Regions from separate parts of the Mus musculus genome. Here region 2 is linked to region 1. The links are chromatin contacts, found by POLR2A ChIA-PET in ENCODE. All regions are on one chromosome and are shown on one strand. Each heading gives the region's core, a stretch centred on a gene start or an enhancer-like site at or near the end of the contact. The rest is flanking DNA. Distances are from core to core; before and after follow the strand shown. Region 1 holds the start of S1pr2 (sphingosine-1-phosphate receptor 2). Region 2 holds the start of Icam5 (intercellular adhesion molecule 5, telencephalin).

Region 1 (4,937 bases), core at 1,323-3,822:
TCAAGCTTGGAGACTTGATCCAGCCCCACTACCTACCCACATAGTGAGTGAGAGAAAGAGAGAGAAATGACTTGCTTTGACCTGAATACTCATGTCATGAAACACACATGCCCACACGTATACACATGCCCACAAAATAGATAAGTGTAAGTTTAATAAATATATATTAAATATATAAAAATATATATGTATATATATGAAAAGCACTGTGTGTTTGTGCACTTTAAATCTCAGGATTCAGAGTCAGACATGCAGAGCTCTGTGAATTTGAGACCAGCCTGATCTACACAGTTTCAGGACAGCTAGAGCTACATAGTGAGACCCTGTCTATAAATACATAAAATTAAGGATAACTTGGTGTAGCTTAGGGACACAGCGTCATGTTGAAGCCCTGGGTTGCCAGGACTGCAAAAAATACAGGAGGAAGAGGAGCAAGTGAAAGGGTTTGGAGTGAGGGAAGAGAGACAGACCTGGACTTGACTGCTTTGCTAAAGATTAGTGGAGAGGAAGGCTGAAGGAGTCTGGTGACTCCCCTCTACTCCCTCCCAGTTCCACAGAGCTCCCTCATCCCTCAAAAGCTTTGGTTGCTTGTGGTAGCCCCTTATGCATGTCTGCTGCCCACCAAACTTGCAAGGGAGAACTGCCGGAGAGCTCAGAACTTTTATCCTCACCTCCCATCGCCACAATCTCTATGGCTCCCTAGGGCCCAGGCATACACTAACCTCCCAAGGCCCATTTGAGGTCGAAACCTGCTGTAGTTGCCTCTGGTATATCCTACAGACCCCCTCCCCACCCCCACACAAACACTTTTTCCGGCAGACTATCTTATCTTTGGATTTCATTCGACTGTCACTGTCTAGGCCTTCAGGAACTATCTTCTCTTTTTGTTTTGTTTTTGGGACAGGGTCTTACTGTGTAATCCGGGTTGACCAGAAACTCATTTCGTAGATCAGGTTGGCCTTGAGTTCACAAAGATGCCCCTTAACTCAGTCTCCTGAGCACTGGGATTAAAGAAATAAGGCATTTTACCCAGCACAGCCCACCCCTAATTTCTATCAGAGCATCTGACTTTATCATCGGAAATGATCTTGTTTTCCACAGTATCGTGTGAGGCCAGCTACCAAGTTCACCCTCAGCCTCTCTTGCTTGGTGCAAGCGAGGCAGGCGCATGAATGAATGAAAGAGCCTGAAATTGGGGGGCTCGTTCGCATGCAAAGCATGGGGACATCTCCTGGCAGCACCCCTACCCTACCACTATAGGAAGCTGAAGCCGGGCGCGTCTCCTTGGCGACAGTAAGACCCGCCTGGCTCAGGCAGCACTCTCCAGCTCCTTATCAGGCCGAGGAATGCGTGGTATCCACACTCGCTTGCGCTGGGGCGGCGCCATCTCTCTCTCCTGAGACCCCGACACGCGCGCAGGATGTCCCTATCCTGCACAAAGCAACAGGGGGTGGCCACATTTCTGCACCCCACCAGAGGCCCCCCACATCCAGATTCCTGGGGCACTGGAGAGAGTAACTACAGCTACTTCATTCCCTCCCCCCCCCTCAGTGATGCTCCCATGTTGCCCCGCAGGGGACAGTAGGCTCTGCGGGTGTCGCCTCGGGCATCTAACAACAAGGATAGGGACGGGGGTGGGGAGGTGGAAATCCCCGGGTGAGTCAACCCATGCTCTAGAGGGGGGCGAGGTCCCAACGCCGTGTAGCCCGCGACAACGCGGACTCCACGCCACGCGTGCCTTCCTTCACTCCTACGCCCCATCCCTGAGCTAGGAAAAGGAGACACCTGGACTTTGCAGTTAATGTCCCTTTCCTTCGATACAAAGTGATTCTTCCGAAAGAGAGACTGAAAGAGAGGGGCAACTAACTGGAAACTGAGGCAAAAAACTAGTCTCACAGGCGGTGGGGCGACGGCCTTCGCCGGGGACCCCGCCCATGAACTCTGAAAGCTTTCCCCGCTCGCTCGTCCGTAGCACCTTTCATCCTAGCCGGAGACAGAGAAGAAGGGATGCTGCACCTCTCCCCAACAACCTCACTGCCCCAAACCCTGCTTCCTGAGAACCCCCATCCAGTCTTGCAAAGTCTCCAGCTCAAAGCGCTCGGATTCCGCCTTTCTCTTCAGCGCCAACTTCCTGCCCGAAGGAAGGCGGGGAGCTCAGTCTGGGGGTGCGCCACTGAGTAGGTGGCGAGCTGCCTGGAGTAGTGGGCAGGGGCGCATGGTAGATGATCTGTTCCCTCGGTGCAGCAGAGCCTGGAGCAGCGCGTGCAACGCCTGTACGAGCGCCTGACCCCGGACCGGGCCCCCCAGCTGGGATCTCAGGGTCTCCGTGAACCGCGGCCGCCCAGATCGGAACCTCCCCTCTGCCCCGCGCGCTCACCTGGCTAGGCCGGCCGGGGTCCCTGCCCTGGCCTGAGTGGCCTTGGCGTCTGCGCCCCGGGACAGCCAGTGGTTGGTTTTGGAGACTGTTGGCTGTGCTCGGTCTATGTCCCGGAGTTGGGGACCCAGGACAAGAGAGAGGCGGGCAGAGCCGCTGCCTCCGGCCCCAACTCCCTGCTCGCCCCGCCCTCCTCTCCTCCTCTTTCCGGCGGCGACTTGCAATGAATTCCAGATGTGGCCCGCCAGTTAGCCAGGGCGCGCACGGGGGAAGAGCAGGGCCCCTTTGTCCACACCCCCACACACACACTCCTGCCCTGCTCCTCCCAACCCCCACTCGTGAGAACTGCCGTGGCATGATGTCACGGCCGCGTGACGTCACAGCTCTCTTAACCCAGGTGACCTAGTACTGAAACAACTGTATTCCATTTGGCTTAGCGCCAGGCTAATGCTTGGGACCTGGAAATGGAGGAAATCACACTTACCTACTATGTGAGAACTCAGCAATTCAAGATTAAGCACCTACTATGTGTTTCTACAAGAAATAAATTCCTACACTGTATCATACCCAGCCCCCCAAACAGAAGACTTGGTAAGAACTCCCAGATCCAACTGGGCTTTGTGGCACATATGCCTGTCATTCCAGCATCTGCCACCTGGGAGGTGGGAAGATCAGGAGTTCAGGGTCCTCTTAGCAACCTTAAGCCACTGCCTGCTCAAGACCCTTTCTGAAAAACAACAGGCAGGGATGTGGAGGCAGGTGGTTGAGTGTTTGCCTAGCATGCATCCTCAACACTGCAAAAATATGGAATGGTGGCTTGGGCCTCTAATTCCAAACTTGTGAAGTAGAAGCAGGAGGTTTGTTTTAGAGTTCAAGGCCAATCTGGATCACATGATCCTGTTGGCTCCTTCCCTCCAAACAACTCAGGGTGAAAAAAAAATCCAAAATTAGAGTGAGTGACAGAAGGTCAGCTGTCCAGCTCCACTAGGCAGGGAGGGGAAAGGGCTTGTCTGGAAGCCTGACCTGAGGTCAGTCCCTGGAAGCAAAGTTGGCCTCTGACCTCCACAGGGCACACTGGCATTGCTGCACCTACATTCATTCACTGATACATGTACAATAATAATAAATGCATTTAAAAAAGAATAACAAAACCGGGCGTGGTGGTGCACGCCTTTAATCCCAGCACTCGGGAGGCAGAGGCAGGCGAATTTCTGAGTTCAAGGCCAGCCTGGTCTACAGAGTGAGTTCCAGGAGGCTGTGAGTTGTCAGTGGGTAAGGCCTTGCCTGGGACCCACAAGGTGGAAATTGAGAACCAATTCCTGCAAGTTGTCCTGTGACCTCCAAGGCCTGCTGCTGAGGCACATGCACACACCCACGTACATGTACACACCCACGTGCATGCACGCACATGGGTATAAAGTTAAAATTAATAAATTTTTAAAAGGCGCTAAAGAGGTGCCTCTAATGGTCAAGAGCACTTCCTGCTCTTGCAGAGAACAGAATGTCCCAGCACCCACAGACCTGACAACTTCTGAGTCCAGCCCCAGGGGATCTGACCCTTTCAGCCTCAAGGGCCCGTGTACACACATGCACATACCCACAATTACACATAATTAAAAACAAAAAAAAATAAACACACAAAAGTGTAAATTGCACACCCAAACATAAGCTCCCTAAGAGCGAACAGTGTTTCCCTTGCTGTGTTTAACATTGTGCCTTATGTCGGCATTGAGATGTTTATGGAGGCAGGCGGCTCAGTGTTAGTTACAGTACTTCCTCTCATGCACAGGGCCCTGTGTTCTGTCTCCAACACCCCAAAAATAAATAAGTAAGCGGGTCACTGTTTGCAAGCCTAGCATCCCTGCACTTCAGTGGGTGGAGGCAGGAGGATGGGGAGTCCAAAGCCCTCTTCTGTTCCATAGCAAGTTCTAGGTTTATGACTTGCTAGATAAATTAAGCCTTTCCGCAGGGTACCGGAAGTGGCAGAACAATGGATTAGAATCCCCTATTGAGGGGCTGAGGGTGTGGCTCAGGGGTAGAACACCTGCCTATGGTGCACAAAGGCCCGGATTCTGTCCCCAGCTTGGAAAATAAGACGAAATGAAATGAAATAAATAGGTACCACTCGTGCATGGGAGTGAAACAGAGTCCTTGCATTGGCCATCCAGCCACTCCATGCTTCAAACACTAAAGGCTGGAGGCAGTCAGTGCACAGCATGCTACTCCCTCTCCCCATGGATCTGAGAGCTGTGTAAATGTTTAAGTGGGGAGAGTCCACACTGGACAGGAAAAAGAAAGTACTCAGCTTCCTGGAAGAGGAACTGAGAGGCTGGCGCTCCCTCGCTTGGGAGGAAGGCAGCTCTGCCTGCATTGTGGAAATCCTTTGTGTGGCTGGCTCTGCTGACAAGTGCATGCATGTTATAGTCCAGGAACAAATTAAACTAAAGAGCTGAAGACGGCCTGGGATACAGGCAAAGCAATGGAAGACTCCCAAACGCTGGTGTAAAAAAGTCAAAAAGTCTCTGAAGCTAGACTTGGCCACCTGCGATCCCAGTGCTCAGCA
Region 2 (4,937 bases), core at 1,238-3,737, 55 kb after region 1:
CTTCCGTGACCTCAGCACCTTTCTGGGTGCGTCTTAATCCAGAGCTAGAGGCCGTGCCTCCCGGGGGCTCAGCGTGGCTTAACTGCAGCCACAACTGCCCCCTGCCGGTGCATTCCAGCCTGCGCACCCAACTGCGGCAGGGAAAGATAGTTAATGGATCCGGCTGGGTATCTTACCAGCTACTGGATGTGAGGGCCTGGAATTCCAAGGTGCGCTGCGTCGTCACTTGCGCAGGAGAAACCCGAGAGGCCACCGCCAGGATCACTGCTTACAGTGAGGGAGACCGGGGCTCAGGCCGGGCTGGGGTGAGGGGAGAGGGGTGGAGGAAGCGGATAGATGGTAATTGCTTTAAGGGGTGCCTGTGGGCCTTATCTCTCTTGCCTTAGAACGGCCCAGAAGCGTGATCTTGGAGCCTCCGGTCCTAGTGGGCCACAAGTACACTCTGCGATGCTATGTGACACACGTGTTCCCAGTGGGATTCTTGGTGGTGAGCCTGAGAAGAGGTGGCCGAGTGATTTATCATGAAAGCCTGGAGCGCTTCACCGGTTCAGATTTGGCTAATGTCACTTTGACCTACGTGATGCGGGCCGGACTCAACGACCTCTGGCAGCCACTCACCTGCCATGCGCGCCTCAATCTCGACGGGCTAGTGGTGCGCAGCAGCTCGGCACCTGTTATGTTGACAGTCCTCGGTGAGGCATCCTGTAATCCCAGGGAATGGGTGCGGGAGAGGGGATGTTGCCACTCCAAGGGGGCCTGCAGAACAGGCGTGGGCTCCACGCTTGGCGGTCCTCAGACCTCCTAGTTCCTGATTTTCACTCCTGCCCACAGCTTTAAGCCCAGCCTCTATAGCCTTGGCCTCTACCTCCATCGCAACCCTGGTGGGGATCCTCCTGGCTGTGGGGGCTGTCTACGTGCGCAAGTACCTGGCTGTGCAGACTTAGTTATAGATCTGTTTTCGATGCCTGACAAGAGGGAGGGGAAAAGAACTTCAGAGTAATTAATTCAGAGACTCTTATTGAAACAATAAAGTCTTCCTCCTCAGTCTCTGCCTTACGGTTCTTGGAGAAAGTGGTTTCTTTTTTAAGGTACCTTACTTTTTCCAAATTCCTTACGTAGGGGCTGAAGATTAGTAGATTAGAGGTAGTACTGGAGGAAACAACACCTTGAAATTTCTCCTTCAAGGCCAGCATGGGGTCCTAGAACCCGAGTTCCTCTGCGTAGAGTTTTGTTAGCTTTATTTGTGCGGGGCAGAAAGACTAAACTGACCTCCCCTCCAGGGCTGACTCTTGGTATGGCTTTTTCTGATTGGCTCCGCTGATACAGGCCGGAGCTCTGATTGGAGGCTAAGTTTCCCTTCTCCTCCCTCCTTTTCCACTACGGAGCCTGTGCGTTACTAGAGAAGGCCAGCGGGTGGAGCTAGACCTGATTCCCCAAGGTTATCATTAATTGGGGGGGGGGGGGGAGGTAGAAACACTCGAGTAGGCGGGGCCTTCTTCAAGTAGTAGAGGAAGCGGCTAACTAGATAGGAAATCTAGCATAGCAACAAGTTAAGAGATGATTGTTCAGGCCACGTGAGCTGTCACAGACTTGCTTCCTGGCGTTGTGCTTGTTGTCTCCGAGTCTGGTATGTATGTAGAGAGGGATGTCAAAGCTGGGGTCAAAGTGTCCCCAGTTGATCTTTTGGTCCAGCGTGAATTGCAGAATCTCGCACTAGTTACCCAGTAGAGGCGGCCACACTCCTGGCGAGGAGGGCGCAGAAGCTCTGCTGAGAGACTAGACACACAACAGCGTTGTAGACACATTCCCGCTGCACTCTGGGTAAATAAAGATCGGGTGCCGGAGTCGACTCTAATTTAGAAGCCTGCGAACGCTGCGCACACGCACACGTGTCCGAGTCTTGCTGGCACTTGATCCCCCTCTTCCTTCGCCGCGTGCGCGGAGGAGGTCTTAGGGGCGTGGCTCCCATACTTAGCCTGCTGGAGGTCAAAACGAAACCTCAGTTAAGGAAGGCATCCTCACATTCTCCTCTTAGAACCACATTTCCTGCATACTATTGACTCCCCAAGCTAATACAAGCAACCTCTCCATCCACCCTTGCTCAAACAGGCGCTGGTGGGAGGGACCGAGGATGGGCGTGGCTTGGAGACCCAGCGCGTTGTCTCAGACTCTATACCTATGGTGGTGGGTGTTTGGGCAGGGCCTCTCAGCATCCCTTCCCTCCTTCGCCAGGGATGACGCGGGAGAGCGTGGTCGCCCCCAGAAGGCTTTAGATCATTAGGCCGACCTCCATGTAGATCTTTCCCCCACGGGGGACCGCTCTTGCCTGGCTAGCTCGCCTGCATTAAGGCCTGGAGAAGCCCAGTGCGCGCTCGCCTCCTGTCAGCTCGCCCCCCATCACCGCCTCTGTCACCGCCCCCTCCTTAGAAACCAAGTTACCAACGTTTAAACCAATCCCTGGGCGCAATTCTGCCACCCCCACACTCCACCCGCTGCGCTGCGCGGTCCTCCCAGCCCCGCTCTCCATCACTCGCGCTCCCCTCGCCTTCTGTGCTCTCCCCTCCCCGGCAGCGGCGGCAATGCCGGGGCCTTCGCCAGGGCTGCGCCGAGCGCTCCTCGGCCTCTGGGCTGCCCTGGGCCTGGGGATCCTAGGCATCTCAGGTAAGAAGAGCCCGCCGGCGGAGCCAGGTGGATAAGGCGGGGGCGGAATTGAAGGACCAGAGAGGGCGGCCCGGGTGTCCCCTCCAGGCTCCGCCCTCTTCTAGCTTCCCACGCTTCTGCCACCACCTGGAGCTCCGGGCTTCTCCCTGTCCTTCCTCCACCCCAACACACCTCGATCTTTCAGATCGGAACCCAGCACCTTTTCTGAATTCGGGGTTTTGCACCCAACCTGGCTCAGGAGACACTGTGGCTCTCCTGTTCTCTCCTGCTCTGTCGTGTCCTATGGTTCACAGACTAGCATCATCCCTATTTATGATCCTCAAAGACCCTATCTCCTCAACTGTCATAACTCAGAGGCCCTGTTTCCCCTCCACCTGGAGCCCTGGCAACCGGCTTTCTAGGGCTTTCCTCACGGTTCCTTCCCGGAATCTAACCTTGTGGCTTTCTGTCCAAGTTACTCAAGTTTGGGGACAATCTCCTTTAAGCCTTTGACTCAGTCTCTCATTTCTACTTTGCTTTCGCCCCCAGCCTCGGTGTCTCTCCCCCCCATTTCCTGACGACCTGTCAGGGTCTTAAGAGTGACTTGGTTCCCCATCCCCCCAAATTGGAATCTCCTCCTCCTCACTATTGATGTGTTCATCTGAGACCCCATCCCTGCACCGAGCTTCCCCATCTCTGCCATAGGCAGCAAGGCTTCCAGAGACGCCCCTCTAAGAGTGCGTCAGTCCCGAATCTTGAGTGGGATGCGGGACTCCCGTGCTATTTCTTGGCGGTGGTCTTTCCTCGTCCTTACAGACACCCCTGGTTTGGGAGATGGGGGCCACTAAGATTTCAGAGATGGGGTCCCTAGGCTGAGCCCGCGTTTTCCTGGGCAGCGGTCGCGCTAGAACCTTTCTGGGCGGACCTTCAGCCCCGCGTGGCGCTCGTGGAGCGCGGGGGCTCGCTGTGGCTCAACTGCAGCACTAACTGTCCGCGGCCGGAGCGCGGTGGCCTGGAGACCTCGCTACGCCGAAACGGGACCCAGAGGGGTCTGCGCTGGCTGGCTCGGCAGCTGGTGGACATCCGAGAGCCTGAGACCCAGCCGGTCTGCTTCTTCCGCTGCGCGCGCCGCACACTCCAAGCGCGTGGACTCATCCGAACTTTCCGTGAGTACAGTGTGGACACGCCCCTTGGGTCCCTGGACCTCCCCCTAAAGCTCCGCCCACCCGTTCTCTGGTCCTCCTTCCTAGGCTTGTCCTGAGAGCACTACAGCTCGCTAAAGCCCAGGTTTTGGTCCCTTGCAGAGCGACCGGATCGGGTAGAGCTGGTGCCGCTCCCTTCTTGGCAGCCAGTGGGCGAGAACTTCACCTTGAGCTGCAGGGTCCCGGGAGCAGGACCCCGAGCGAGCCTCACATTGACCCTGCTGCGGGGCGGCCAGGAGCTGATTCGCCGCAGTTTCGTAGGCGAGCCACCCCGAGCGCGGGGTGCGATGCTCACCGCCAGGGTCCTGGCACGCAGGGAGGACCACAGGGTCAATTTCTCATGCCTCGCCGAGCTTGACCTGCGGCCACACGGCTTGGGACTGTTTGCAAATAGCTCGGCCCCCAGACAGCTCCGTACCTTTGGTGAGTATGGACCCTAACTGACAGGTTTTAAGTTTAGGGCAGCGGGGCGTAGTGTAGTGGTGTAGGCCCTAAGTCTCAGCCCAAGCAGAACTAAGGCGGAACTCTTGTTCATTTAAAGTCCAGTCTGGTCTACATAGCCAGGGCTGCATAGTTAGATCCCCAAAGGCTTAGCAGCTTCAACACAAGTACTAACTTAAGTGCTTTCTTTTTTTTTTTTTTTTTTTTTAAAGATTTATTTATTTATTTATTTATTATATGTAAGTACACTGTAGCTGTCTTCAGACACACCAGAAGAGGGCGTCAGATCTCATTACAGATGGTTGTGAGCCACCATGTGGTTGCTGGGATTTGAACTTCGGACCTTCGGAAGAGCAGTCGGGTGCTCTTACCCACTGAGCCATCTCTCCAGCCCAAGTGCTTTCTTCTGTGGTCTTTTTCTTTATGCATTTATTTATTGAGAGAAAAAGAGAGTGTGTGTATATGCGTTTATGCACATGCCACAGTGCATGTGTGGAAGTTAAAGGATAAGTAGGAGTTTAGTTCTCTCTTTCCATCATGTAGGTCCTGGGGATCGAGTCAAGTCAGGCTTAACAACAAGCACCTAAACTTGTGGTGCCATCTCGCCCGCCCTTCTGTATTTTTAGGATGAAACCAAACAATGCATGCAAATTG

The links. ChIA-PET counts read pairs that join two places held with the same protein, here RNA polymerase II (POLR2A).
Region 2: POLR2A ChIA-PET joins it to region 1 with 10 read pairs in embryonic stem cell. The contact joins the promoter of Icam5 here to the promoter of S1pr2 in region 1. POLR2A ChIA-PET finds 5 or more read pairs at or near these places in 3 of 5 experiments (Patski and embryonic stem cell).

The regions. Positions count from the first base shown.
Region 1 is chr9:20,974,221-20,979,157 of GRCm38, forward strand. It overlaps S1pr2 (sphingosine-1-phosphate receptor 2), which reads right to left and starts at 2,573. Exons shown (of 2, transcript NM_010333.4): 1 at 2,378-2,573.
Region 2 is chr9:21,029,551-21,034,487 of GRCm38, forward strand. Icam5 (intercellular adhesion molecule 5, telencephalin) reads left to right here and starts at 2,488. Exons shown (of 11, transcript NM_008319.2): 1 at 2,488-2,661; 2 at 3,537-3,806; 3 at 3,945-4,265. The coding sequence starts at 2,580. It overlaps Mir1900 (microRNA 1900), which reads right to left and starts at 2,778; the gene lies at 2,701-2,778. Icam4 (intercellular adhesion molecule 4, Landsteiner-Wiener blood group) reads left to right here. Exons shown (of 3, transcript NM_023892.3): 1 at 1-273; 2 at 387-692; 3 at 832-1,046. The coding sequence ends at 944.